Linked DNA regions of Homo sapiens: regions 1 and 3 are each linked to region 2. Evidence: chromatin loops called from intact Hi-C (ENCODE). Cell type or tissue: heart left ventricle. All regions are shown on one strand. Each heading gives the region's core, and the rest is flanking DNA. Links, peaks and the distances in the headings are about the cores only.

The links. A loop is a pair of places that touch in the nucleus more often than their neighbours do. Peaks named below come from ENCODE experiments on the same cell type or tissue, not always from the same donor. Only the 100,000 strongest peaks of a DNase experiment are listed, where the experiment ranks them.
Region 1: it touches region 2 in a loop (4-fold over the local background); 43 of 110 quality-filtered maps call a loop at or near these places.
Region 3: it touches region 2 in a loop (4-fold over the local background); 9 of 110 quality-filtered maps call a loop at or near these places.

What each region holds. Positions count from the first base shown.
Region 1 is chrX:103,623,455-103,633,786 of GRCh38, forward strand. It overlaps TCEAL1 (transcription elongation factor A like 1), which reads left to right and starts at 5,521. Exons shown (of 3, transcript NM_004780.3): 1 at 5,521-5,571; 2 at 6,040-6,119; 3 at 6,431-7,499. The coding sequence starts at 6,463. The coding sequence ends at 6,942. RefSeq lists enhancers at 5,146-5,215, 6,087-6,381, 6,286-6,335, 6,406-6,475. In heart left ventricle, for the core only: a CTCF peak has its summit at 6,687 (motif pointing left); DNase peaks (open chromatin) are centred at 5,437, 6,197 and 6,677; H3K4me3 peaks cover 2,096 bases; H3K27ac peaks cover 1,806 bases.
Region 2 is chrX:103,528,090-103,538,421 of GRCh38, forward strand. LINC02589 (long intergenic non-protein coding RNA 2589) reads right to left here. Exons shown (of 6, transcript NR_131237.1): 3 at 10,047-10,139; 4 at 9,818-9,867; 5 at 3,021-3,095; 6 at 2,678-2,808. Among named protein-coding and RNA genes, the nearest start is that of RAB40A, 14 kb to the left of the region's middle. RefSeq lists an enhancer at 5,578-5,647. In heart left ventricle, for the core only: a CTCF peak has its summit at 5,525 (motif pointing right); a DNase peak (open chromatin) is centred at 5,542; H3K4me3 peaks cover 648 bases.
Region 3 is chrX:104,132,836-104,143,167 of GRCh38, forward strand. The region is part of intron 1 of SLC25A53 (solute carrier family 25 member 53); the gene reads right to left. Among named protein-coding and RNA genes, the nearest start is that of SLC25A53, 19 kb to the right of the region's middle. In heart left ventricle, for the core only: a CTCF peak has its summit at 3,778 (motif pointing left); no DNase peak of the experiment used is centred there; H3K4me3 peaks cover 805 bases; H3K27ac peaks cover 262 bases.

The DNA of each region.
Region 1 (10,332 bases), core at 5,158-7,657, 96 kb after region 2:
ATTTAAAGTACCACTTGCAAAGGCATCAAAAAGCATGAAATAATTAGAAATAAAGTTTATTAAATATGTGGAGATTTTATATTGAAAATTATAATACATTACTGAGAGTAATTATGGAAGACCTAAATAAATGAAGTATAATACCATGTTCACGTATCAGAAGACTCAGTATTGTGAAAGTGGCAATTCTCCTCAGATTGATCCATTTATTCAGTGTAATTCCAGTTAAGATCACAGCCAAGAAAAGCCTAAGACAGCTTACCAACTAAAAGTGATATAGTATTCTAGATGGCATCCTGGAACAGAAAAAAAGGATATCAGGTAAAAATGAAGAAAATGGGAATAAAGTATGGGCTTTAGTTAAAGACAATGTCTCAATATTGGTTTGTTAATTATAACAAATGCACCATAGTAATGTAAGATGTTAAAAATAGAGGAAACAGGGTTTGGGATATATAGACACTGTATTATTTTCTAGATTTTTTGGTAAATCTAAAACTATTCTAAAAAAAAGAATTATATTTTTAAAATAAAAAAACACGACGTTAAAAAAAAGGCAACAGGAGAAAAAAACGCTTTATATTTTATTACCTAAAATGGTACTTTTTTTTCTTGCTTTTTGAATAGAGGCCTTGCATTGTCTTTTACACTGGGCCCTGCAAATTATGGAGCCAGCCCTGCCTCTGTCCCAGCCTCCTTCCCAGGCCTCAGGCTGAGGTTGTTCTGGGTGCTTGTAAAAGTCCCTGAAAGGCCAAGGCTAAGCTGTGGCTCTGTTGCAGCCCAGCAGGGAAGGCCAAAATAGAATGAGTTATGTGCTCTGAGCTTGTCTGGATTCTGGGAAATGCAGCAGCAGCCACAGTCCGCAGGTGGTCCCCACTCAGGCCAAATCGTGTTCGTAAGCAAAGGCCCTCCCACCTCAGTATGGTGGGCAGTATGGAATCATTGCTTCCTAGAGCTAGAAGGGACCTCATTCATGGTTCTACCACAGCCCTCGCCCCCACCATTTAGGGAGAAAAATGATACAAATAGAGGCAAGGAGAGGGGTAGGAGGCTGCCACACCTCCAGAGCCTCCAGGGAGTGAATGACAGCATAAGTCTTGCCCAGACCCAAGCCTAGTACTGTCTCTCTTCAGCCCAGGTCTGGACCCACCTTCCCTGTCCCTGTGCATTTCCAACAGCCTGAGTTGCTACTTAGCCTTTCCTCAGAGCCCCTTCCTTGTTTCTCTGAGCATATACAGGGTGTGTGTGTGTGTGTGTGTGTGTGTGTGTGTGTGTGCGTGTGTGCGTGTGTGTGTTTGAGCCCCAGTTAGGATGAGGCCACAAGCAGAAACAGAAAAGAGGAGGCTCCTGTCATTGCTTTTCCTACTTGGGAATTTCCCCTGGGGCAGGGGTAGGGGAGGAGCCCATGAGAGTCACAGGCTGGACAGGGCCTGCTGCAGTCAACAGGTCCAGGTCTGAGAGCAGGTACTGCCATTAGTGCCATTAGGAAAGAATGCAGAGGCAGCAGCCACAGAGGGAACGTCTGGGCTGGAGAGGGCAGAACTCCTCAAGTCCAGGCAGACAGAGCCTGCAAAGTGAAACCAAGGGGACTCGCAAAGAAGGAGGGTTCTGTTCCTGCCACAGAAGTGCAGCCTCCCCAGCAACAGGAATCCCTGGAGGAGAAACCCACCCTGGGCTTTCTCAGATCCCCCAGAGAAAGGCCACACCACTTGGAGACTGTTGTCATGGCAGCAGCTGCCCAGTGCTGTGTGTAAATGTGGGTGGAGCCCACTGCCCAGGAGCAGTTTTACATAGTGGTTAAAGGTACAATCTCTCATGCCACACTGCCTATGTTTTGTTTTTTTTGTTTTCTTTTGTTTTCAGATGGAATCTCTTATTGGCCAGGCTGGAGTACAGTGGCACAATCACGGCTCACTGAAGCCTTGAGTTCCCAGGCCTCTAACCTCGGCCTCCCAAGGAACTGGACCACCTGGGACCGCAGGTGTGCACCACCATGCCTGGCTAATTTTTATCGTTTCTAGAGACAGGATCTCACTATGTTACCCAGGCTGGTCTTGAATTCCTGGGCTCAAGCTATTCTCCCATCATGGCCTCCCAAAGTGTTGGGATTACAGGCGTGAGCCACTGCACCTAGCCTTAGGTTTTAAATCCCATCTCAGCTACTTACTATCATCTGTGTTTCCATGGGAACAATTTGTCACCTCCCAGAGCTCAGTTGTCACACTTTTGAAATGGGTTTCAAAACAAACACTCATTAGTAATAATGGACCAAGCAATATACCCTCATAGGACCCTAAATCAAGGGTATCAAATCAAATCCATCAGAAGGACAGCCCCACCCCAACCCCAACCCTACACAAACAAGTAGCAGATCACACTTCTTTGTAACAAATGATTGTCATTTGGTAGCAGAATCACCTTTACCTTATTCCCTCTTGAGAGTCCTTTCTCTTAAGGGAACCCGAGATCAGCTACTGCTGGGCAGACTTAGAGCCCACATGGAGACTCGGTCTTCATTCCTCCTCTCCTGCTTCTATTTCCTCACACCTCCTTATCTGCCCTCCATATTTACTAAGTTCTCATCAAAGTTTAATTTATACCGGTGCAGGAGCTTTCAGGGACTATAGTGTCTTCTATTAGCAGCACTAGAAAGCAAGCAATCTGAGAAGCCACATGAGAGATGAGAGGAAGGGAACTAGCTCGGCAGGGCATACTCCTGGTTTCACATGCAATAAGGAAAAGAAATTTTTTTCACTTGGAGTCAGAACTCTCTGCTGAGATACCTATAGATCTTTCCCGAGTTTGCTGACTTTATCACCCTATTTAGTACTAGTGGCATGCTTTAAATTAATGATTTGCAGCTAATATACAGAATGATAGAATCTGGATTCAAAGATTGAGGGAGTGAATCTAATGAGACAAAATTTAACCCAGAAAAAATTAGAAGCTTCTATACTTGAGTTAAAACTAAAAAGATTTACAGAAGTGGATTAACAGCTTGAAGTATGAAATAAGGGAGGGGTCTAGTTGACTGCAACTTAAACTGGATTCAATTGTGTGATATGGCATTCACAAAATCTACTATAATTTTAGGATGCATCCATAGATGTATAGCACCTATTCTAAAATGAAGGAGGTGGTAAGATCACTCCATTCTGCACTAGGCAGTATATTCAGTGTTTTCAGAGACATTTACACATTCAGGAATGTGTAGAATAATGAATGACTTTGAAAAAATATGTCACATCAGAAATGGCTGAAATAACTGGGGAGGTTAAACCCCCCAAAAAAGTCTTGGTGAGAACATAATTCTTTAAGGATTATGTGAGATGGCATATTGAAAATACTTAGTGCAATGCCTGGCATAAAGTACACAATTAATCTTAATATTAAAAGGATGTTAATTAGTAGTATTGTTAGCACTGTGTCATACTATTATTATTACTATTATTATAGTTAATGCTTATAGAGTGCTTTCTATGTGCTAGGCTCTATTCCAGATCCTTTACATAGGTTGACTCATTGACTCAGTTATTCCTCTTACAATTCTATGAGGTAGGTACTATTATTGTCTCCAATGTTGTAGATGAGGAAGCTGAGTCACAGAAGATTGAGTAGATTGCCTAGTGTGTCTCACAGAATGGAAGGGGAAAGAACCAGAATAGAAGCTGTGGCAATTTTAAGCTGTCAAGGATGAAAGGTACTTTTATTATTTTATACCTGTTCTGTACCACTCCACAGGGCAGAGCCAGGACCAATGTGTGTAAACTACTGGGAGGCAGATTTTAACTCAACAGAAGCAAAAATCAATTAATTAATTAATTTTAAAACTCTGAATGATTAGAACTTTCTGAGATTTCAGTGAGATATCTTATAAGGCAGTGAGTTCTCCATCACAGGATTTAAGAAGAATAAGGATAGAAATGAATGAAATGGGACTTCTCTAGGAAAGAAACTATACAAATGAGAAACCAACCCTTGATGAAAAAATAAGAAGGCATAGTGAAACTTGGTTTTAAAGACACATCTCACAGAGAAATTGGAAAGTAAAACAGTTATAAAAAAGATATGAAGGTAAACTAATATTTGTCTAAATGCTATCTCAACACAAAGTTAATCAGATATCAGAGAAAAGCAACAAACAGTTCTTAAAAGGGGAAATTTCACATGAATTTCTGTTCAGAAACTTACTAAACAGCCTGGCTTTAAAACAAAATCCCAGGATCCTCACAGATCAGATGGTCATCTACCCTGAAAGTGTAAAACACAGAGGGAAGGGAAGTAGTATGCTCTGTAGGGGAAAGAGCATCTGCATAAGAAAGTAGCATCCAGGCTGATGTGAGTAGATGAGAGGCAGGCATAAGGTTAAAGATCATAAAATACTGTTAGATAAAAAAAAATACATATTGCAATGACAATTGAAAATGCTAGCATAATTGTAGTCCTGCTATTCAGTATGTGGTCAACAGAATTATTGCATAGTTTAATATGGAATGCCCTCCCTGCTGCATCTATCTTTTGGGGTCCAGCAGTCCCAGAACTCAAATATTTGTTGATTTAGTGAATTAATATAAACTTCCTCAACCAGAAGCACCAAGAGGTGGCTGGTTAAGGATTGAGAGTCCCAGTAAAATCTATTTATTCTATTATGAATAACTACTGAATAATTTATATATATGTACACATGTATATAAATATATTTTATAATCTATTCAGTGTGTATACATGCATATATATGCGTGTATATATATACACGCATATATATGTGTGTATATATATACACACATAGAGAGAATAATGCCAAGCTCTCCACCAAGGACTATCCCATTTCAGATAATAAGTGTTCTGGACTGTTTGTACTTAGATGGACAAATACGTATTTGATTTATGAAAATCAAAGTATTCATTCTTTTTAGATCTACAAACTTTACAAACTCAACTCTTTCTACAGGTCTCGAACTGAATGATTACCAATTTAGATCTGGGGGCTCAAAAAAACAAAATGTGATGTCAAGAAAAAGTGAAAGATTGTCTCCCATGAAAGTGACAAGAGATGAAACATGCTGAATGAGCCTAAATGGACATGATGGAGATACGGATGTGGATTAAAACTGAGAGTGTTGGGATATAAGGATATAATACTGATTTATGAAGGTGAACAGTCAAACGTCAGTGCAGGATCTGAACTGCAGGGGAAATAAGGGGCCTTGGTGGCTAAGGAAGGGAGGAGGGGAGAAAGAGGTGGTACTAGGGGAAGTAGCACAGAGGAAGAGGCAATACTACCCGAGACTAGATGCGGACCGTCTCTGGCAACCAGGAAAAGGCAAATACAAAGAGAGGTGAGTGACAATGCCTGGTGTGTCTCGGGTCAGAGAACACTAGCAGGCACTAGCAGGTGGCTGCGGCAGGGCCGCAGATCAAAGTGGTAACTGGGGATCTGAGTTCGGCAGTGACGCGCGTCCCTCACGTGACCAGGAGCCTCTATGTGCCCAAGTCCCTCTCGTCCCGGTCTTTTTTTTGCCTGTCCACCATCTCCCTATTACCCTTTGGTCGAGAGGGAAAGCAGAAGAAGTAAGTTCCCTCTACCCTCTTAAATCGGTGTGAGTGTCGGCGCTGCCTAGTAACCCGGGGAATGGGGTTGACAGAATCGGGATGGCGGAGTCCAGGCCTTTCCCTAAGCTCCAGCCCCGCCCCCCGCGCCCACATTTCTGTGCAAAATATGGTGGTCTTTGGGGCGGGGTGGGGAGGCGAGTACCTCCCCCGTCCCCCGGGAGGGGGGTACAGACATTTGGAAATAGTTTCTAAAAATGCTTCGCTTCCACTTCTCATCTGAAAAGAAATGGCAAGCTTTGCGGGGTGGGGAGGTGGGAGCACGGAGGACGAAGCTTGACGCAGGGGCTGAGACGAAAAGAGAACCCGAGAGCTAGGGGAGCGTGCAGGCAGTGGCTGGTGCCCAGAAAGTGGGGGGTGGGGGGTGTCAGTCAGTCCGTCCCTCCTCCCCACTCCCCGCCCCCTACCCTGTCTTGCGTCTGTGTGCAGGTCTGCTGGTCACAGCGGGGCACCTCGAGGAGAGGACGACTAGGAGCACACGGCCCGGAAAGGTCCAGGTCAGGGAAGGGGTACGCAGTGGGCCGGGACTGGGGCGCGAGGGTGGACGCCGAAAGGCATGGAGTCTGCAGGCCGCACTGTCCCGCCCCTGTCACTGCGGGCGAGGCCTGTAGCAAAGCCTGCTGGGAAAATGGTGGGCTTTCGGGAAGGAGGGGGCGACCGGGAAGCGGCGGAGTCGGGAGAGCCGGAGAGCCTCTGGGAAAGCGCAAGGTTGAGGACCTGGCCCCCGAATCAGGAAAAGGCAGGTATTGGAACCCACGGCCTGGGTGTTAGTCCAGCCGCTTAGTATTCTGACTCTATTCTGCCTTTCTTGTCTCCTAAGAATAACTGTGCTTGAAGAAGAAAATTCCCAACATGGACAAACCACGCAAAGAAAATGAAGAAGAGCCGCAGAGCGCGCCCAAGACCGATGAGGAGAGGCCTCCGGTGGAGCACTCTCCCGAAAAGCAGTCCCCCGAGGAGCAGTCTTCGGAGGAGCAGTCCTCGGAGGAGGAGTTCTTTCCTGAGGAGCTCTTGCCTGAGCTCCTGCCTGAGATGCTCCTCTCGGAGGAGCGCCCTCCGCAGGAGGGTCTTTCCAGGAAGGACCTGTTTGAGGGGCGCCCTCCCATGGAGCAGCCTCCTTGTGGAGTAGGAAAACATAAGCTTGAAGAAGGAAGCTTTAAAGAAAGGTTGGCTCGTTCTCGCCCGCAATTTAGAGGGGACATACATGGCAGAAATTTAAGCAATGAGGAGATGATACAGGCAGCAGATGAGCTAGAAGAGATGAAAAGAGTAAGAAACAAACTGATGATAATGCACTGGAAGGCAAAACGGAGCCGTCCTTATCCTATTTAATGTGTTCGGCCTTTAATTCTGTTTTGCCTGCTAATAGTATTGCCATTGCCACCTGGACTTTCTGTTTGCATTTTCTTAATGCCTTTTCCCATATTCTGAATTTTAACTTTTTGTGAGGCTTTATTTTAGATGTTTAGCATGTAACTCGCTTAAAGTTGAGGTTTCCCCCTAAAATCTACAAGTTTCCCTCTTTCAGTCATGAGCCCTACACATTTGCATGAAAGATGTACATTATATATTGTGAAACGAAAAAAGCAATTTTCAAATGGTATATATTGTATCCCATTTTTGTAAAAAAAATGTATATTTATATATTAATATGCAAAGAAAAAGCTAAAAGTATAGACTTCAAAGGCATAACAGTGGTTGTGTGGTAAGATAATAGGTGATTTTTTAAATTTTTGTTTTATCTGAATTTCTCATTTTTTCAGGACAAACGTTTTACTTGTGTTGCAAAAATATATAATGAAAAAATCACACAATTTTGAAGAAAACTGTCAATCAGCTTATAACGACAATGTGGCACTTAATAAATACTTGTCAGAACTTTAAAAAAAGTGAATCCTATGTTTTTTTCTGAATCTCTTAGGCACAAATATTAGCCAGATATGGATTATATTTAATAGTCATTTTGTTCTCATTTAAATAGGAATAATACTTGCTTTACAGTGCTACTGTGGGACCAGATGAGAAAAAGGTTGTGTGAGCTATGTTCGGGGTCTTTATTCCACCTGCACAGGCAGGACCCCAACCCCTATAGATTCCCTGCAGACATAGGGAAGGTACCCAAAGGAGATCTCACTTGTGCTCACAAACAATTCCGGTGAGATTCCAAGTGAGTGCCACATTCTATTCATGTCCTGCTGTACTCTCAGATACCTACCGTATCTGCTAGGCACAGCTGCTCCTTCTCCTGGGTCCTGATCCTTCCACTGGCTCTCATCCCTGCTGACGTGCTGGACTGCTTAAGGTACAAAGCCTCACTGATTGCTCTGGAGTCCCTGGTGGGCCCAAGCTGAATTGTGTCTCCTGCAGATATATGAATGCCCTTCTTCCAGCTTTAATATTGCACTTAGCTAGGAGGCTACCATCTCAATGCTGCTTAGACCTCAATGTCTTTAAAAAATGCTTAGTAAGGCCAGGCGCGGTGGCTCACGCCTGTAATCTAGCATTTTGGGAGGCCGAGGCAGGCAGATCACGAGGTCAGGAGATCGAGACCATCCTGGGGAACACGGTGAGACCCCATCCCTACTAAAAATACAAAAAAAAAATTAACCGGGTGTGGTGGCGGGCGCCTGTAGTCCCAGCCACTCGGGAGGCTGAGGCAGGAGAATGGCTTGAACCCGGGGGACAGAGCTTGCAGTGAGCCAAGATCGCGCCACTGCATTCCAGCCTGGGAGACAGCAAGACTCCGTCTCAAAAAAAAAAAAAATGCTTAGTAAAATAGTTCTTCCATTTTTTTTTTTTTTCCATTTAGGACCTTCCTTTTCTCCACTGGACTCAAACATGATTCCACCTTTTCTCCACCTGACTCAAACATGATTCCACTAGGTCCTGGGCTAGGAGACAAAATTATTGAGCCAGACACCATGCTGTGTACTCAGAATTGGAACTTCCCTCCCAAATATCCAAGGATAACTATCATTTTAATTGTCTAACTTGCCTTAAGATGAGTTCTCTCTCAGGGGCTTCTGGCAAGCTTGCCTTGCCAATTCAGCTGACTTGCTCAACTTGTATAAATTAAAGAGGAAGATAATGCTTAGGCTCAAACTAAGACATTCCCCCTTCTACACTGCTCCATATCAGCAAGACACATGCAAAACTACTTTCTACAACATTAAAGTACTATATATGTATATGTACATAAACATATATATTAGATATGATTTCTCTACTAAGCTACCTTTATAAATCCTAAGATTTTGTTTTATTGATTCTGTTAGTGCTAGAGATACAGAGTGGTTAATAATGATTAAAAATCATGACCCAGTCATGAATTCTGAGATTCTCTTTGATTGACTATATAAGCTTTACTGTGTTGACTTCTCTAGAGCTATGATTTGCAATTCCAAAAGGAACGTGGTGAAGGAGGGATTGTTAACTGAAATTCAACATTAAAATTATTTAAATATTTTATATATCAGTGTTTCCCTTATAAAAAATGCAGAAACCCGTTTTCTACGCCAGACCCAGTAAATCTGCTTTTTCATAAATTAGCACACTAAAAGTTGGACAGCCACTGGCATATATGGTATACTTCTGATTTTATTGAGAATAAACTATGATGTAAATGGAAGAAAATACAGATAATTGTGTCAGAATTAAAAGGGTGAAAGCCTCATCCAAGCATATTTTTAAGTAAGCAACTAAAGATAGTCATACAAATTTTATAACATAAAATTTAGATTTCTTACAGCAAAGCAAGACCTTACACAAAATTAAAACCTAAGAGACAACTTAATAGAAATGTATTTTCCATGACTGATGTTATATAATACCTTACATTCCATACTTTCAATATGAGTAAAATGCATCAGAAGTAAATTCAAAGTTCTCCTTTAGTAATGATCTCAAAAAAACGGTTGAGCCAGCCCTGTACCCTTGGCTTTCTTTTGTTTTTATATTTTTACCATACAATGCCATTTGGAGGAGGTCTTCATGTCTCCAGAACACTCTTCAAGGCCAATGACAGCCTGATGGGTGCTGGTAAAACTGGAATTCTGGCTGGAGTGAGATCAGGTTCCAGGCTCACTGGAATTAGTTTTATAAGAGAGGATAAATCCATCCCCCTAACGCTAAGAGTGGTGGTGCTTAGGCAGGAGGTGGAAGGGCTCACTCAGGCCACATTCCCCTCTGGGGTGGGTCTGACTTTTGTTTCTCTGCTCCAGCCTACAGCAGGCACAGGGCCCTCTTAGGCTAATGGCCAAGCTGCCCTGCACAGACACACCTGGAGGAGGAGAACTGACTGCCCTATTGCAGGTCAGAGCACTTTGCCTTTCCCTCCTTTTCCCTCTCTCTTTTAGGGAACATTTTGTAGGGGAGGAGATAAAGCCCCAAAGTGTCCTGACAGGAAACATTCATTGGGATAGTCTTTGAGCAAGCAGATGTCTGTACAGATCTGACCAGGTAACTTGGGGTTGAAGCAGAAGGGGCTGACCCGTCTCTCAGAGTCCAGTGAAGTAGCCCCCAAGAAGACTGGGGCAAACATAGAATTAAGACAGCACACAAAACCTCACCCATCCCTCTCCCACCCACCTTGCTCAGAGTCCCAGAAGGGCCTTGATGTGCCCTGGCCTGTTTGGTTGGTTCTGCAAAGACTTTAGCTCTGTGTCTGCCTGGTGCACTATATTTGATGTCTGAGTCAGCACAGACCCTGAACTAGAGGAGACC
Region 2 (10,332 bases), core at 4,045-6,544:
AGAGGTTTAATTAACTCACAGTTACACATGGCTGGGTGGGCGTGTGTGGGGGAGCTCAGGAAACTTACAATCATGGAGATATGTGAAGGAGAAGCAAGTACCTTCTTCACAAGGCGGCAAGAAAAGATAGAGTGTGAAGAGGAAAGTGCCAAACACTTATAAAACCATCAGCTCTTGTGAGAACTCACTCACTATCATGAGAACAGCATGGGGGAACCACTCCCATGATCCAATCACCTCCCACCACATTCCTCCCTCAACACCTGGGGATTACAATTCAAGATGAGACTTGGGTGGGGACCCAAAGCCAAACCATATCACCCTCCCTGCATTTCCAGAACAACAACAAAAAAAAGACTTGGGCCTCTTTCCCCCTGTCTCAGGGAAGGTTTATAGCAGGGCTAGAAGCAGAAGCTGTCTGAAGCCAGTGTTTGCTTCATCCTGTGTGAAAACTTAAACTTAAGGAAAGGATTGGACTGCTTGTACTTGGCAGGGAGGGGAAGGGTCCTGAGGACACAGAGAAGGGAGAAGAAGAGAGATTTCTCCAATGCAGGGATGAGGTCAGAGGTCTACAGGTCCCTCCAGGAGTAGGGACCTGAGCATTGCTCCATGTCAATGCGGAGAAGCTCCGTATATGGTTCATCAAGGCTGGGCATTCAGCCATGAGACAGATTCTCCTGTTTGGTTGGAAGGATAGATAGCTCAGGGTCAGGAATGGGGCTGGGGCTGAAGGTAACAAACCAGCTAGGGAAATGGTCAGCTCAGCCCTCAGCAGTAGGGACACATGAGTGATAATGACAGGGGCCTCCCAGGCTGTATCTGGAGGATATGTTTCCACAAATGATTATTTTTGGTCAAAGAGCATGACTATTTTTAGTATATACTGTCTAGTTGAAAGTTAAAATCTCTTTACTAATGAATATCCCAACCAACTACAAGATGAGAGCACCTGTTTCTCTAGATTTGTGCAATAATGGGTTTCCCAACTTTATTAATATTTGCTACTTTTATATCCTATCACTATAATGTTAAAATACTTTTCATTTTTCTCCATTGATATCCACATAAATGGCATATTTCACATGTGCATTTCTAAACACAAACATAACAGTCCTACTTTATGCCTCAGAATATGTCCTGGAATAATTCTAGAGTTTGATGAGAAAACCTGAAAAGTGAGTTTGTATCTATGCTGTGTCCTGTTTACATTGAAATTGTGGAGTCATAAAAATCCTATACACTGCTGCAGGAGGACAAAACGGTACAGAGTATATTTGCAGATATACTCGGCAACATATATGAGAGAAGCAAGCATAGCCCCATCAACTGCTGCCCTCTCAGGTCTGCACTGCAGAGAGTCTCTGGCACGGGTGCAAGAATGGTCATGGCAGCATGGCCAAAATATCAAAACAGCCCCAAAGTCACCTTATTAGAGACATCTCAGAAACAATATTTTTAGAAGAAAAAATTTCAATAAGTGTTTGCTACGGTTTGGATGTTTGTCTCCTCCAAACCTCATGTTGAAATTTGGTCCCCAGTGTTGGAGGTGGAGCCTAACAGGAAGTGTTTGGGTCATGGGGGTAGATCCTTCATGAAAGTCTTGGTGCCAACCTTGCTGTGATGAGTGAGTGCTTGCTCTATTAGTTCCCACAAGAGCTTGTTGTTGAAAAGAGCCCAGCACCTCCCATCTCTTTCCCCTCTCCTGCCATATGATCTCTGCACAAGCCAGCTCCCCTTGGCCTTCCGTCGTGAGTGGTAGCTTCCTGAGAACCTCATCAGAAGCAGATGCCTAATCTTGAACTTTCCAACCATCAAAATTGTTAGCCACATAACAATTTTATTATGTTTTGTTTTGTTTTTTTTCTTTATAAGTTATGCAGCCTCAGATATTCCTTTTTAACAATACTAAACGGACTAAGATAGTAGTATAAAAATATATAGTTTATTCCATTTACCCATCAGGAGAGCAGTGTGAAGAAAATATGGTGAGTCCCATCTCACAGATTATCAAGCTCTGGCTCACAGAGACTAAGATCCTCTACAGATAAGTGGCAGAATGGCAATGAGGTTCCATCTCTTGCCCCCCACCCCCAGCAGCTTCCCATTTGGAAGATGATAATTTTACACTTCCCCAGTATTGTGCCCTAAGGGTACTCACTCAACAGCCCTTCACGTTGAAGAAAAGGACGGTGGAGATGAAATCCTGCCCTTTGGGCCATGAGGCATAGCTGTGGGATCATATGGATTACCAGGTTTCTGAGGTTAACTGTGGGGTGAAATAAAGAAACATGTGGAACAAGAAAGAACAGCGAAGAGAACAGAAAACAGCAGGCCCTCCAGGGATCACCTCTACCTCTCTCTGTCTTTGCTCCTTTCCCCACCCCATTTGTCCCCTGCTCTTTGTGACAGTATGGGATGTAACAGGAATCCAAGGTACTCTGAGAGACGACCGAAAGATGGGAAGACCCAGACCATGAGAAGGGTGAATCAGGCAGCACAAGTCTTGGAGCCTGTGCCCTGGGTGTTGGCTCACCCACCAGGCACTCCATCTCTACCTGCTTCTGTGTGCCTCACCATTACTCTACCACACAGCAATGAAGCTCCCACATAACAGAAATATGCACTTTCTAAGGGAGGCTAGCAGGAGAAGTGACTTACCCCTCAGTCAAGAATGTCCCAGAGTTACTGGTTTGGGTTTGGTGCCAGGATGCAGAGAGATCTCCAGTATCTCTTGCTCCAGTGTCCTGTCCAGCAGACATAGTATAAGGTTTTCATCAAGCCCCTCAGGAGCGCAAAGGAAACATATTTCTGTCATATACAACAGGGTGGGGGGAAAATAGGAGGTAGGAAAAACTATGAAACAGTAAGAAATGGGGTGAGTGATGACTTCATCCCTGTACCCCAAACTCCACTCATGGGGTCCATGACTCAGTTGGATGGAGATGGTAGAACCGCTTTCTTCCCTTCCCCCAGGCCCAGCAGGGTGCTCATTCCACCACATAGAAATGACAGTGACTCACAGTGAAATTAGAAACATGTGTTTTCCTTCTTCTCTCCATATGCTCTCTCGATACAGGAAAAATAGTTACTGTACACTGGAGAAACATGACAAACACCATCCTTAACCAAATGATGAAGGTTAACATCACCAGTGACATCATGCAGGCATCGTATACTCCCAGATATGATGCGACAAGAAGGGCACCGGAACTAGTGGTATTCCTTCTCAAAATCTGTAACCACAGTCAAATCACAAGAGAAGCAACAGACTGAGCCTGTACTCCTCAAGACTGTCAGGGTTATGAAAGTCGTCTGGCAGTTCCTCAGATGAATAAACAGAGATTTACCATATGACCCAGAAATCCCAATCCTAGGTACATAGCCAAGAAAAATGAAAACCTATGTCTACATAAAAACTCGTACATAAACGTATATAACATCATCACTCATAACAGGCAAAAAGCAGAAATCATCTAAATGACCATCAATAGACAGATGGATAAACAAAATGTGGTATATCCTTAGAATAGAATATTATTCAGCCTTTAAAAAATGAATGAATTCTGCTACATGCTACAATACACATGAACCCTAAAAACATCATGCTAAGTGAAAGATGCAAAAGACCAAATACGGCATGATTCCATTTATATGAATGTCCAGGATGAACAAATCCACAGACACACAAAGCATAACTGTGGTTCCAAGAGCTGAGGATAGGTGCAGGTTTAACTGCATTGAAGCACAATGGGAGTTTTGGGGACAATTGAAATTTCTGAAACTCAATTATGGTGATGGTTGTACAACTCTATACATTTAATAAAAATCACCAACCTTAAAATGAATGGGTTCCATTGTCTATAAATAATATTGCAAGAAATTTGTTTAAAAAATATTGGCCAAGGCTTCTATTGTACCACAGGAATGACCAAAATTTTTCATAAAAAGGCCTTGATGCACATGTCTTATATAAACACGAATGTACATAAAGCTGTAGCTGTATCCCAGCCCTGACTCTACGTCCTGTGTTCCTCCAATGACCTTTCCCCCACCCCACATGCTACCTGAAGTCTAATTCAGGTCTGATCATTTTCATGTCTTCCAAATGTTGGGATGGCTTGAGAGTGGGACCACAACAGGGTCCCGGGCCTTCCCTCTGTGACAGGATGCCAGCATTATTACTTTCCTCACCCCTCTCCAAACTTTTTCACATTGTTCCACTTTGGGGAGCCTAAATGGCACAACATTCTGGGTGTCAGCATGACAATACTTATCAAAAGGTTACATAGGTGCATACACTAAGCACCAACAATTTCCTTTTTAAAAGTTTAACTTCAGGATGTAGTGAAGGATGTTGATAAGGGTCTGGTTATAAGGACTGCCATCCTAACAATACCCTCTCTTCACTGCTAGACCTGAATTTAGAAAGGGAGACCAAACAGGATGCAAAACCATGAAGAGGCAGAAGGAAGCAGAGGCAAGTGTGGTTGTCAGCACACACACACTTGCACACATTCACACACACTCCCCCACATTCATGCGCTAATTGGGTTCTATTATCACAATACTAGAATTTTTCTAAGACAGTTTGCTGTGTTCCAAGAGGACACATTCAGCTCAGTGCAAACAGCCACAGGAACTGTGCCCTTCAGCAGAGCACAGACCTTGAAAAGATGCCAGTGTAGATTAAAGGAAATATCAGGACACTCTGAATAACATAGGGTTGTGAAAATTGATTATGTCACATCCATAGGATGGAATTCTAGGAGGCAGTAAAAATAAGTTATAATGAAAACAATGATGAGAGATGATTTCTTGCCTAACCAGTTATCAATAATCAACATTATTTCCAGTGTGTGAGCAGACACTTTCATACCATATTAGTAGGAATATATATGAGTAATAATGTTATCATGTATTGTGTTAATATAAAACTTTATAGATTTCATAATAAAAGAGCATTTTGACAATCTCATAAAGAAATTCTTACAAATACATTTGCATATATGTGAGCAAGGATGTTATGTTTGCTACTGTTTATAATAAAACATGGTAAAGGAACTACATTTTTATCTCAAAGTGAAATAAATGTGGTACCATCCATAAGATGAAACATCCAGTTGATGGCAAAAATAAAAACTAAAATTATGTTGTAAAGTAATTTAAAATGTTATGGTAGACATGTATTTTCATGGAAAAATTGTCATAATAAAGTCAAAGGCAGGTTACAAAGATCATAAGTAGCCAGGATCCATTTTTGCTCATATCCATCTACAGCTATTTTTGCAGAGGACTCAAAGCATACAAATAAAAATAATATTTTTCTTGCTCCCACATAAAGCCTTCTCCTCAGCATAGTGAGAGGCTGCACTTTGTTTGGAGGCCATAAATATTCTTTTAGCCTGGAATTGCTCCATTTTCCATCCAGACTTCCAGAAAACTCCATAGAGTGGGCTTGGGCCAAACTGCTCCTTCCCACCTTCCTGCTCAGACGTAAAAGCTGCAGTTCAGGCTTCTGTCACGAGGGGGCACCAACGTACCTTCATAATCAAACCTCTACAAAGACGTTTACGCAATGAGCGAAAAAATAAAATACCCTCCACTAAAACCCAGTCTATGAACCTATGGACAGAATGATTCTAATTCTTCCAGAAAAAAATTGATAGGTGTAAAAGAACACTGCAAAAACATGTACTCCATGGCGTCTATACAATGAAACACCACGTACGAGGAGCGAGCCTTGGCAGTCCTTAGCAGGCTGGTGTAGCGCAAACCAGGGCAGCGGGAGGTGAGTGGAAGAGAATGGGGGCACTGGAATGGGGTCTGGACGGCTGTGTCCATAGCGTCCCGGAGAGGGCATGCCTGAGAGGAGGTCTGGGAAGCCTGTTCAGGTGTGGGGTAATGGAGAGTGAACAACCTACACCCTGGGAGGGACCACTCTACAGTATGGACACCTCAAACTGCACTAACAAAGGAAGAAATAAATCAATGAATGAGATGTGGATTTAGGGTCAACAGCAAATGGACCTGCTTTAATATACATGTGAATTTTCCAAAGAAAACTTACAGTAAACAAACAATTCCAAGACATTTGCCACTCTTTGAAAAATGTACTCTTTTTCATTAGAAAAAGGAAAATAATAATGGAGTTAGATATCACGTCGGGCCAGAGTCAGGATTGCAGCTCTGAGAGTTTCAGACTAGGGGGTTCATCAACTGGGAGGGACAGATGGAGGTTAGGAGCTTGGCTGAAAACTTCAGTATCAGCCAAAGTTTTCTGGAATTATTCACCTAATGGTAGCAATCTCCCTGTATCTTTCATTTTCCTGTATATCTAAAAGCAAGATTAGTTCTAGACCACCAACCTCTAAATTGAAGGTAAAACTGTACCTGTCAGTGTGTATTTGGAGTAATTTAGCTGGAGGAGACACAGATACAAACACACACACATGTAGAAACACAGTCAATTCGATTTTTATCTATTTTGTTTCACTATAAAATCGAATACATTGAATGTTTTCACAAATTAGTGAATACATGTATACAATTCTTTTGTCAGTCTCTTCATAAGGATTTTTTGTGTTCAAGTTTTTATCAAAATACTCTTCTCCTTAATATAAAGTTTCAAAAAATATGCAAAATTATACTCAAAAATAGGAATTTTATCCTGCATCTCTCACAGACCTGACTCCTGCCCCCTGACCCCAAAAGGTCTGCTGTCCCTAGGATGGCACATACTCTCCAGACGTGTCCCTGTGAGATGCACATAAACGCGTTCACCACCCCCCCCCACACACACACATTGTCTTCTCCAAAAGTGCAATCACAGTTCTCATCTTGTCATTTCCACTTATTATAATTTATCAGGATTTTAAAATATTTGCATCTTATTAGTTCTTGTGGTTTTTGCATATTTAATATGTTTATTGTCCATGTATATACTTATTTGAATTTTCTGTTGAAATCATTGCCAATTGTTTTGTTAATGAGTATGTTTCACAAATCACAGACACCAACCCAACATCTGAGACGTAGTTTGAAAATGTTTTCTCCCCTGTTTTAATACAATGGTTACTGGGTTTTTATCTTTCACTTGGAAAATGTTTTAAATTTCCATAATGGGACTTAATAATTATACATGTCATAATTGAAAAACAAAAAACATTCCAAAACACCTGGGGAGCACGTACTGTCAGCCTGGAGGGAGATTAGAGCATTCAGAAACCTGGAGGCATCAAGAGAAAATGATAAATCTTTAGAGTATTCCAGAGTTAGCTGCTGGTCAGGAGATAACAAAGTTTCTCCTGGATTGCAAAAACTCCCCTAAAGGCAGCACCCTGATCTGAATAATGGTCATAATAATGGGTACCTTGGATAGCAGTTAAGATTAAAGGAGGCTAGTTAAGGTGGTTCATGCCTGTAATCCCAGTGCTTTGGGATACCATGGAGGGAGGATCTCTTGAGGCCAGGAATTCAAGACAAGCCTGGGCAACATAGCAAGACCTTGTCTCTACCAAAAAAAGAAAAAAAAAAAGATTAAAGCAGATAAAATATAAAGTGCATTGGCTTACAGTAGTTCAGTGCATGTTACTTTCCTTCCCTCCAGCTCTCCTCTCCCAAGGCCAACACCTGAGCTTCTGCCTGAGCCCACTCGCCACCTCAGGGATCAGCCAACTCATGTGGCCCTACACCCAGGTCTCTTGGTACAAAGGACAAGATTTCATCTCCTCTGTCATCTTCATCACCCAGAGGGGTTGTGGAGTGGAGGACCCGTGGGGCCACAATAGCAGGGGAGTGGAATTTGGCCATTTTTCAAGCCCTGGAAGCCCATCTTCTAGAAGGGAAGCTGCCCAGGGTCCTCTAGGGAGGGCGAAGGATGGAACCTCATTCCAATCCTGCCACTTACCTGGGGAGATGACTTAGACTCTGTGAGCCTGAGTTAGTCATCTGTGAAATGGGACTGACCATACCATCCTTACAGAGCTGTCCTGAGGGGTTAATGAGAAAACCTGTGGAGAATATATAGCATGGAGTGGGACTTCAATGGCCCTTTAAATGCTGAGACACAGAAGTGGGGGCTGGCTGAGCCTCAGGGCTAAGGCAGGCATTGTAAAAAGTTATTTTTCATTGTTTCTCTCCTAATGAGAACACAGACATCCATATAAGGAAAGCAAATCTCTCTCTGATATGCCTTGAGTTCAAAGTTTTAGAGACAGAATGTTCTCTACATTCTTGGGTGTTTTCTAATCTCATAAAAGCTGTTCAGCATCATGCCTCTGAGCAGACCCAAATCCACTTCCCCATACTCAGAAGGAAAAAAAAATGATAGGGGTAAAAAACAAGACTGTAAAAACATATGCTCCAGGAAATCCATGCCATGAAACACCAGGTAGCTCTAGTGCATCTTGGCAGTCACCAGTCGTCATTGGTCAGTGCAGGGCAGGCAGGAGGTGGCTGAGAGTGGATGGGTCACTGATATAGGACCTGGGCAGCTTGTTCATAGTGTCCAGGAGAGAAGATGACTGAGAGGGGTTGGGAGAAGGCCTGGGAAGCCTGTACAGGGGTGCAGTAATGAAGAATGCAACACCCTGCTCTCTGGGAGGAACCTATCCACTTTATGGACACCTCAACCTACACCGTGGAGGGAAGAGATAAATTAATGAATATGATGTAGATTTGGGGTCAACAGCAAATGGACCTGCTTTAATATGTGAATTTTCCAAATAGAACTGGTGTCAGAGTAAACAAATCACTTCATAACATTTGTTACTCTTAGCAAAATGTACTCCCTTTTCATTAATAAAAGAACAAAAGACATGGAGATAGCTGTGATGCCTCCTGGTAGCCAAAGACAGGATTGCAGCATTGAGAGTCAGACCAGAGGCTCAGCAGGGAAGGGAGAGGGATTGAGGTTGGAAGTTAGCTTCACTATATCAGCCAGAGGTTTTTTTGAATTATTGATCTAATGATAGCAGTCTCCTTGTATTCATCATGTTCTAGGATATATAAAACTCAGATTGGTTGCAGCTCCCATCTGAATTAAAGATAATGCTACATCTGTGAGTGTGTATATGGGGTGACAGAGCTAGAGGACACACACACACACACAGATTCAATTAAATTTTTTATTTCTTTCATAATATAACACAATGAATTCTTTTTCAAATTAATGAAAATATGTGCATATTATCTTTGACAATCAGTTCAAAACTATCTTGTGTTCAAATTTTTATCAAAATATTTGTATTCCCAAATACTGAATTTTAAACAATATATGAGTACATTCATAAATTGAAATTAATCTGCACTCTCACTGGTCCAACTCCCACCCTTTGATTCCAAGGGGTCTACTGTCCCTAGGATGGTGCATACTCTCCAGATGTGCTCCTGTGAGGTGCACATGAACACATTCACACACACACGCGCACACACAAACACACACATATTGTCTGTTCCAAATGTGCAATCACGTCCTCATCTTTTGTATCTTGTTGTTTCCAATTATTATAAATTCTCAGGATTTTAAAATATTTGCATCTCATTAGTTCTTGTGGTTTCTGTGTTTTCTAATATTTATTGTTCACATATATACTTATTTGAATTATCTGTTGAAATTGTTGCCAATCATTTTGTTACTATGTTTCACAAATCACAGACACCAACCCAATATCTGAGATGTAGTTTGAAAATGTTTTCTCCCTTAATACAATTGTTACTGGTTTTTTATTTTTCATTTGGAAAGCATTTTAAATTTCCATAATGAGACTTAAAAAATTATACATGTCATAATTTAAAAAGAAAAAACTTTGGAAAATACCTGGGGAGCCCGTACTGTCAGCCAGGAGGGAGATTAGAGCATTCAGAGACCTGGAGGCATCAAGAGAAAATGATAAAACTTTAGAGTATTCCAGAGTTAGCAGCTGGTCAGGAGATAAAGTTTTCTCCTCGATTCACAAAAACTCCCCTAAAGGCAGCACCCTCATCTGAATAATGGGTACCTTGGATAGCAATTAAGATTCAAGGAGGCCAGGTGAGGTGGTACATGCCTGTAATCCCAGCACTTTGGAAGGCTGATGTGGGAGGATCACTTGAGGTCAGGAATTCAAGACAAGCCTGGGCAACATAGTGAGACACTGTTTCTACCAAAACAGACAAAAACAAAAAGATTAAAGGAGATGAAATATAGAGTGCATTTGCTTTCAGTAGTTCAGTGCATGTTACTTTCCTTCTCTCCTGCTCACCCGTCCCAAGGCCAACACCTGAGCTTCTGACTGAGCCCACTCACCACTTCAGGGATCAGCCAATTCATGCGGCCTAACAACCAGGTCTCTC
Region 3 (10,332 bases), core at 2,567-5,066, 600 kb after region 2:
CAGCTGAAAACTGTGGGGATAAAATCTTGGAATGGAGAGAGCCAGATAGGCAGAGCCCTGAATTCTGTGTATAAACTCTACCAAATCACTGGCTGACCTCTGAATTATGCATTCATGGGACAGTCTCCAAACAGTCTGTATAAGGCTAAAAGAACTGACTAGAGACTTCAGTTGCTGCCTGCCATGAGGGAGACAGAGCATGGAATTTGAGTTTAGTCAAGTTAAATGCTGCTGAAACAAAAATGTCAATACTTTTCAGAGGGATATAATGGAATCCAGATTCTCTAGAACATGTCCTCTGCAATAGCCAGGAGACAAGTCAAAATGACTGAACATTGTTTTGAGAAAAGTCAAAATGATTGAACACGTTTCCTATGGGAAACAGAAAAATGTAACCTATACCAAAGAAAAAAGGCAATCAATGAAGACTGACCCTGAGATGACTGACATGTTAGAATTAGCAGACAGGAATTTTTAACCAGCTATTATAATGATTCCCAAGGACACAGAGGAAAATATGCTCATAATGAATAGTTACCAGCTGTACTGCAACCATGTAAAGATGAGCACCCTATAGAGGTGGGTGGCTGGTTCACAGTCTAGAAGGTAGAAGAGACTGGGAGTGGCAAGCCTGGCCAGGACCTACAGCACCCACCGACACTGTCTTAGTTCAGATTCTTATTGTTTTTCATGTAGACCATTAAAACAGTCTCAAAAATTGCCTCCCTGCTTCTGGTTACTATTTACTATGACCCCCAGCACACACAGAAACCCTAAACACATCTGCATTGATTCCAGAATTACCTATTTGAACACAGATTTAATTAGGACTTTACTGATTCCAAGTAATAGAAACACCATTTGGGCCACAGAGTCAATTTACCCGAAGTTTCACATAATCATAAGTAGATGAGCCTCAAGGACAAGTACAATCAGAGACTCGAACATGAACAGGAATCTTTCAATTGCTCCTCCTGTAAGTTCACTTCATTCTCTGAAACAAGTTTCCTCCCCGTGGCTGTAAAAAGGGCCACCAGCAGCTTCTGGCCACACATCTCCTAGCTGTGCCACAAAACCAAGAGGCAATATTTTCCCTCAATTAAATTTTTAAAAATTGAAGAAAAACATTCTGATTGTCCTGACCTAGACCACATGCCACACCTCAACCAATCGAATCAACTGTGGCCAGGGAGACAGGTACTATGATTGGAAGCTCTCATGAGCACTGAATGGCTAGACAGGAGAGGAGCAGCACACCAGAGTCACAGAGGGGTTCATTTCCAAGGCAAAGGAAGGATTCTGGGAAAAGAAACTGTCAAATGATAAAGGTCTAACAGGTTTCCTGTGGTTGCCACTTCAATGTGTGGCAATATCATCCTCCACGCAAATGTCAGTGTCCTGGGATTTCTCTTACAGCAGAGACTTCTGTTGTTCCCCAACATCTGTTCTCCCCTTCCCCCTACCCAGTATTTTACTGCTTGAAACATAAATGCAATGACCAGAGGACAAGTGTCACACGGTGGAGACGATAGGACAGAAAGTCCATAAGTTATTTTGGATGGCTAATAACTCACAGCTGAACCTGATGCTAACTGACAACCCCCTCACTCCCCACATCTAATCAAGGCAAAACAACACTGAAGTTAAGAGTGTGGGTTAGAGCCAAACCACCTGAGTTTGAATCTAGGCTCTGCCACTTACTAGTTCTGTTCAGCATATTACTTTATCTCTCTGTTCCTGTTTCCTTAGGCATAAAATGATGTTAATGTACCTCATAGGTGGGTTGTGAGAATTAAGATCATTCACGTAAGCACTTAGAACAGTGCTCAATGAGTGTTAACTACCATTTTCAAGGCGTCTCAATTTTACCTACTAAAGATCTTGGAAGACTGTGCCTTCTTTCACAGCCCAAAAGCCACTTTCCATCACTTCAATGAGTCACTGCCTCCTCCACAGCGTCCTCCACATTGCCTCAGCCTGACCTTTCTGAAACACCTTGATCTGACCATGTTACTCCTATTGGAAACCCTTCAATGATTCTTCCTTTCCTACAAAATAAAGCCTTAACTCCTTAGCCTGGTGACCAAGGTTCCTTGCATAAGAGCCCGAATGGACTTTCTGGGCTCATCTCCTGCCACTCCTCCATGATGCCCCAAAGCCCAGCCACACTGAATTACTCTCTACCTTCAACTTCCTACCTGCCTCTAAAGTACTAACCACTCCCGTGTTCCCTCCCTCCTGAACTCTTTCCTCCCTTGGCTGCTGTGGCACCACACCCTCCTGGTTTGCTTCCAATCTCCCTGGCTATTCTTTTTCCATCTTTCTCATGGGTTTCTCATTCTTCAGCCCATCTGTGTCAAGGTTCCCAGGTTCCATCCTTAGCCCACTTCCTGTTTCACTGCATGTCCTGCCCCTGAGTGATGGCATCCCCTGGCAAGCTTCTAAGCTCCACCGACAGCTTCATGATCCCCAGATTTTCACTCCTAACCTCTTTCCTGAGTTTTGGTTTCACACATCCTGATATATCACACCCCCTGAATAGACACCTCAACCTCAGCATGTCCAAAACCGAACTCGTGTTTCCCACCCCAAACCCACTTCCCCTCTTTACTCTGAACCTGTTGCTGGCACCACCATCACCCAAGCCTGGAATTCTTCGATCTCCACATCTAAGAAACGACCAAATCCTAATTCATGTCCTCAATAACTCTCCAACCTGTCTTCTCTCCATACTCACTGCCATTGCCCTCGTTCTGGCCTAAATCCCCTCTAGCACAGACTCTGCCACAGTCACCTCCCTGCCTGCCTCCACTCACTGCTCCAATCCAATGGGCAACCTGTTACCCACCTCCAGCGAAAAACTCATCATGTCACTGCCCTGCTTGAAACTCTTCACTAGTTCCCACTGCTCAATCAGACACAATTATTCTGTGCCTCACAGTAGTTAAATATCTACTATGTACTGGAGCCTATGCTAAGTATGAGGAATGCTTGAAATGGCTGCTGCCTTTTAAGGAATTTACCATCTATCTGAGAAGACAGACATATAAATAACCACTAATAACATGATGCAATAAGTCCTGTGATAGACACACCCACAGAGTATTACAGGAGCACAAGACTTAGGGGTAGGAACCACATCTTCCTAATCTTTGTATCTCCAATATCTGATACCAACTTTGATTAACTAGAGAATTTTATTTGAATACTGAAAAGATGCCCTTCTCTGAGCCTCAGCTTCCCACTATATAAAATGGCTCACAACTCACATATCAAAATATATAATTATGTATTTATGTTACATATAACACACACATTATATATGTATACAATATGCATACACATTATATATGTATATAATATGCATACATATTATATATGTATATATGTCTGACATAGTGCCGGAAGTCTCAAAAGATGTCAGTTTTGCTTCTCCCCTCACCCCTTTAACTCCATCATGGGAGGCATAGCAGAGGAAACGGCAGGTCAGTGATGTAAGAATTAGAAGCCCAACAACTGAAGAACTGGAAACAGCATCATTTCTGTCCTCTGTCTGGTAATGACAGAATGGCTGGAGCACTAGGCAGCTCCAAAACAGCCTTGGGCAGGAACGGCAGTGCTCCAAGACCATCAGAACAAAGGGAAAGAAATCACAGCTTGAACTTTCGTGGACAGGAGAAAAAATCTGACGTGGACAGGAACATGGACTCCTGGCTGGAAGAGGGCTGCTCCTTTCCTCCGCTACTTGAATCCTTCTGCAATATCGCCACCTGGTGGCTATCTAGCATCCCTTTACTTAATTCCCCAGTGCAGTTTGCTCTGACAGCCCACTGCACTGTGAAAATTCTAGAAGGGAACAGCCTCGCTCAGTGAACTGTTTCGGAACTGCTCAAAGTTAATCATATCCTTCTCCATGTCCTGCAAAGTGTCTTGTACTCAAGCTCTATTATAGCACCTCTCATTGTATTATAAATGTTTACCTGTACGCATTCATTCATGCACCCAACAAATTTGTAAGTGTCGTACCTAGAACAGACAGGCAGAGGAGAAACAATGATGAACAAAACCAGTTGACCATGTAAAGAATTAAACATGTACACAGAGAATTAAAATAGCCATATTTCCAACCACTATAAAATAATTATTATAATATTTAATATTTGTTGAGCACTGAATACTGTATCTGTATTATCCCATTTAATGCTCACAACTCAGTGAGGTAGATAATATGATTATCCTCGTGTTACAGATGAAGCAAAAGAGGAACAGAAAGGTTGGGTAAATTGTCCATAGTCACACAGCCAGGAAATGCTAGAGCTCAGATTCAAGCCTGCCCTGGGTCCAGAACTCATGCAATAGTTAAAAACAAGCAAACAAACAAACAAACTACTGTAACCCCCGCCTCAATGCATGTTTGATGATTCAATAAATAAAAACCTTGTACCTCCCAAATTCAAGGAGATAAAAGTTCAGGTAGTAGAATCTCCTAGTAGGAGGTTTAGCTGATCAGGAACTTGACTCCATCCCTCTGAATCTCACCTAACCCCTGGAGATACGCTCTGCTTGATCCCTGCCTCTACTGTAGCCCTGCACCCCCCAAGCCCCAAAGTGAGTGCTCCTCCTTTCATGTGTGAACAAACATAAACCTGAAAAAGCCAATCCTTCAAGATGGATCTTGAGCAGCTCACTGGGCCTAAATGTAAAATAAAGCCAACGAGCCATTTGCCGACTAGGGGTCACACACATACTCTGAGTTCCCTGAAAACCTGCACTCTTTTATCTTTCAGACTTTCAGTGCTTCCCTGAACCAACCAATCAGAGCTCATCTTCCTCAGCCAATCAGAGCTCAGCTGTGTTGACCAATCAGGGCTATGCTATATGGACCAACCAGAACTCAGCTGCATTGACCAATCAGAACTAACCATGCTTCAATCCTTCGTTATAAATGTACTTTTGTTTTACACTGGAGGCTGTGACTCCTGGGTTTGCAACTGTTCACTGGAAGTCTCTTTCTTCCAGTCTCCTTTTCAGAGACCTTTTGTTCACAGATGTTCTGTCTCAAATATAGACCAAAAAAAACAAAACACTCCATATGATTCTTCCTAACATGATGGAGACAAGTTGGCATTTTCAAGATGCTACCAAATTCTAAAAGTGAACAGAACAGAAATAAATTTCAGAACGCATTCAAAAAGTTTCTATTTTGACCACACTCACACGGTTTTTAGGCTTTGTGCATTTGATATTTGGATTTATGGCTAGACTCAGAGATTTAACATGTGGCTGCCCACCAGCCAGCATAGTGGTTCACGCCTGTAATCCCAGCACTTTGGGAGGCTGAGGCAGGAAGATTGCTTGAGGCCAGGAGTTTGAGACCAGCCTGAGTAACAGGGAGACGGCGTCTCTACAAAAAAAAAACAAAATTTAGCCAGGCATGGTGACGTGCCCGTACTTCCAGTTACTGGGGAGGCTGAGATGTTAGGATCACTTAAGCCCAGGAGGCAGAGGTTGTGAAAAAGGAAAAGTTCTCTCGTACCCCTTGCAGGGTGTGCAATGGGGGGTGTAGCTCACTTCTTCAGTGCCCCACTGCTCAAACCTCTATGGGAGCATACAGATGGGCTGGGAGCCCCACGGCAGTGTCTAGGGGTGAATGTTTACAGCTGAAGCCCCAGTGGGCGTGTGTTACAGGGTGTTCTTTTAGTTTAGCTGCCTGTAGGCAGCTTGTGTTAGCTCAATTCGACCCCTGCCTTATTGCAAGGACAGAGAGCTTTCTGTATCCTGGAGTTCTTGCCTTGGTGTACTGGAGGAATCAGATCACACGTGGGCTTGGAGAATGAGTTCAAGATTTTATTAAGTGGAAGTAGCTCTCAGTAGACGGGGGAACCAGAAGGGAGATGGTTTTCCTCTGGAGTCAGGCTGCTTGCGGCCCAGGTTTTTTCTGACTGCCCTAGCCAAACTCCGTGTCGTTCTGCCGCTCAATGGCCTGCCGGCGTGCTGGTAACTGTCGATGCGTTCCTCTCCACATCCAGCCACCTGTGTGTTCCTCCACTGATGTGCTCCTCTCAATGCCCAGCCACATGTGTGTCTGCCTGCTAGCGTCTCGGGGTTTTTATAGGCACAGGATGGTGGTATGGCAGGCCAGGGTGGTCTTGGGAAATGCAACATTTGGGCAGGAAAACAAAAATGCCTGTCCTCACCCAGGTCCATGGGCATAGGCCCGGGGGTAGAGGCCTAGCCAGGGACCACACTCTTCCCTCCTTCCATATCATTTAAAGGGATCATGCTCTTCCCTTCCCAGTACTTCCCTTTCCCCTTCCCTATCAGTTGCAGTGAGCTGAAATGGTACCACTGCACTCCAGCCTGGCTGACAGAGTAAGACCCTGTCTCAAAAATAAAAATTGGCTAGGCGCAGTGGCTCACGCCTGTAATCCCAGCACTCTGGGAGACTGAGCCCAGTGAATCACTTGAGGCCAGGAGTTCAACACCAGCCTGTCCAACATGGTGAAACCCTGTCTCTACTAAAACTACAAAATTAGCTGGGCGTGGTGGCACATGCCTGTAATCCCAGCTACTTGCGAGGCTGAGGTAGGAGAATTGCTAGAACCTGGGAGGTGGAGGTTGCAGTGAGCCAAGATTGCACCACTGCACTCCAGCCTAGACAACAGAGTGAGAAACTCCATCTCAAAAAAATAAAGATAGGCTGGGTGCAGTGGCTCATGCCTGTAATCCCAGCACTTTGAGAGGCCAAGGCGGGCAGATCACAAGGTCAAGAGATCGAGACCATCCTGGCCAACATGGCAAAACCCCATCTCTACTAAAAATACAAAAATTAGCTGGGTGTGGTGGTGTGTGCCTGTACTCCCAGCTACTAGGGAGACTGAGGCAGGAGAACTGCTTGAACCCAGGAGGCGGAGGTTGCAGTGAGCCGAGATTGTGCCACTGCACTCCAGCCTGGCGACAGAGCAAGACTCTGTCTCAATAAATAAATAAATACATAAATAAACAGATAAATAAAATAAAAATAAATAAAATAAAATGTGGCTTTTAGTAAACACTCTATGCAAGACATTGTGCTTTGCACTATTGATGCATTCTCTCATTTAAACTTCTCACCAAACCTGTGAAGCAGGTAGATATTCCCATTTTACAAATATAATAGGACCAAAGAGATAAAGTAAGTTTCCCAGGGTCACACAGCCAATAAGCAGAAGATCTGGCATTTGAACTTAAGTTGTCTGACATCAGGTCTTGAATTTTTTATGACTATGATATACAGCCTCCCCTCCTTATTTATTTATTTATTTTGAGACAGAGTCTCACTCTGTTCCCCAGGCTGGAGTGTAGTAGTGGGATCAAGGCTCAGTGCCACCTGGACCTCCCAAGCTCAAGAAGCAATCTTCCCACCTCAGCCTCCCAAGCAGCTGGGACTACAGGCATGTGCCACCACACCCTGATAATTTTTGTCTTTTTTGTAGAGACAGGATTCCGTGTGTGTGTGTGTGTGTGTGTGTGTGTATCACAGCATAGTTTCTGGCTTTCTCCCAGGGATAAGCCTGGCTTTTATTCTTGCATTGGTTCAGTGAGGGGATTTAATTACATATAATCTCCATGGCTTGTGTTAAATTGAACTACTTCTTACCACCTATTTTCTTCAACTAATCACCTCTTGCTCACTCTGTAGAACTAGGTTAAAACTCATAGCTCCTGCAAGAAGCCTTCCCTGGTCTCTCCAATTACCCCCTTTAACATTGGTCTCTCCCAAATTCATTCTAAAGGAGAGGTCCAAGTCTAACAAATTTTCTGGGGAATACCATAAACAGTAGAGGAAATTGGAAGTCCATCTCTGGGGAAAAAAATGAGCTCAAACGTATCTCCAGATGTTTTCATATGTCTATGAGCACAGAAACAGTCTGGCAGGGACAAAAATGACATGGTCTCACTGGCTGCCCATAGTTCTCACCCACTGGCCTGCTTGTGAACACAGCCCAGCCTCCACCCAGGACAGTCTTTTAGAGTCCTGAAGAGACAGGAGAAGGCCACCTTAAGCATTTTTTTTGGTCAGTCCAAATCCTGCCCACCGCTAAGAAGTTCTGACCCAAATATACACATATATCAAAATTATTATTTCATACGGAGATCTGATTATGCCCCAGGCAAAACAGAAACTTATGAGTAGGCATTTTCAGAATGGCAGAGTAAGAACCTCCAAAAAATCTGCTCCTCAAATCAGCAAAGAGAATATTGGCAAAAATTGTTAAAATCAAGTTTTTCAATATTCTGGAAATTACCCAAAAGCTTGCAGCGATCTAAGGAGCATTTATTCAAGAAAACAACTGAATCTTAGCAAGAACACTGATCTTTGTGGCCTTTTAACTTGCCCTATTCACATCCCCCTCTCTTTTGCTCAGTGATAGCCTTGAAAACCAGAAGCCTCGCAATCGCAGTAAGCTGTGAAATCCAGCTGCTGGGACAACTGGATATGCGCCTGGAAAACAAAGCTGGGCTCCTACTTTACACCACATGCCAAACTTACCTGAAAACAAAACAAAGGCATAGGAAAGAAAAATGTAAAACTCCTAGAAAACACAGGTGTAAATCTTCAAAACCTTAGACATTCACATGAATTTTTACAATAAAACAAGTGACTCAGACATTTTGTACCTTGGCCCATAACCATGTGGTCAGTTGGTAGCCATACTCAACATTTATAACCAATATCTCTGAATGCTCACTGATTAAACAATTCCAACAGTACAAGGACTTCTACTACTCTTTTTTTCCAGATAGAGTCTCACTCTGTCACCCAGGCTGGAGTGATCATAGCTCACTGCAGTCTCCACCGCCTCAGCTCAAGCGATCCTCCCACCTCAGCCTCCCGAGTAGCTGGGACCACAGGCATGCACCACCACGCCTGGCTAATTTTTGAATTTTCTGTAGAGACAGGGTTTCACCATGTTGCCCAGGCTGGTCTCCAACTACTGGGCTCAAGCGACCCACCTGCCTTGGCCTCCCAAATTGCTGGGATTACAGGTGTGAGCCACCACACCCAGTCCTAGGACTTCCATTCTTACCTACAGATAGAATAGGTTACCCAGCAAAAACTATTGATGTATATAAAATCTAAAATGTGGCCACATATGGAGACTTTAAAAGTGAACCAGCCTTCTCACTACTATGCTTGACTAGTCTTTTAAAAGAAAAAGGTTCAGGATCAGCCTGGGCAACATGGTTAAACCCTGTCTGTACAAAAAACACAAAAATTAGCTGGGCATGGTGGCAGTCTCCTGTAGTCCCAGCTATTTGGGAGGCTGAGGTGGGAGGATTGTTTGAGCCTGGGAGTTGAGGCTGCAGTGAGCCATGATCTCACTGTTGCACTCCAACTGTCAACACAGTGAGACCCTGTTTCAAAAAAAACTGAACCAGTTTCTGCCAGATTAAAAGAATGAAACTTCCATACATGTCATTGGAAATAACACTGTGTTTTCCTCTCACACAATGAGACAGAGATGAGCAAATGTCTTTTCAATCTCTGATAACTAAGTACTATTACCAAGGAAGATTGAACAGCTAAACGTCTTCACAGTTTCAACACTAACGCTAGCCACGTGTCATATGTTAAACACCTCAAATAAGATATACTGAGGCAAACATTCACATAACCAAAGCAAAGTAGAAATCGTTTTTTATAAACAACTCGAGATAATTGGCTGAAAATGATTAGTGAGAGTTCCTCAAAGGCTCGTCAGCATAGGCAACTACAATATTAAATCTTGTTACTCTGATTTCCGGCAAGATAGCCAAACAGGAAAAGCTCTGGTCTGCAGCTCCCAACAAGACCGAGGCAGAGGGCGGGTGATTTCTCGAGGTCAGGAGATGGAGACCATCCTGGCTAACATGGTGAAACCCTGTCTCTACTAAAACTACAAAAAAAAAAAATTAACTGGGCATGGTGGCAGGCGCCTGTAGTCCCAGCTACTCGGGAGGCTGAAGCAAGAGAATGGCGTCAACCTGGGAGGCGGAACTTACGGTGAGCCGAGATTGCACCACTGCACTCCAGCCTGGGCGACAGAGCGAGACTCCATCTCAAAAAAAAAAAAAAAAAAAAGAAGGCGGGTGATTTCTGCATTTCCAACTGAGGCAAACAGGGTCTGGAGTGGACCTCCAGTAAACTCCAACTGACTTGTTAGAATGAAAACTAACAAAGAAAGGAATTCCATCAACATCAACAGAAAGGACTCCCACACCAAAACCCCATCGGTAGGTCACGAACGTCAAAGACCAAAGGTAGATAAAACCACAAAGATGGGGAGAAACCAGCGCAGAAAGGCTGAA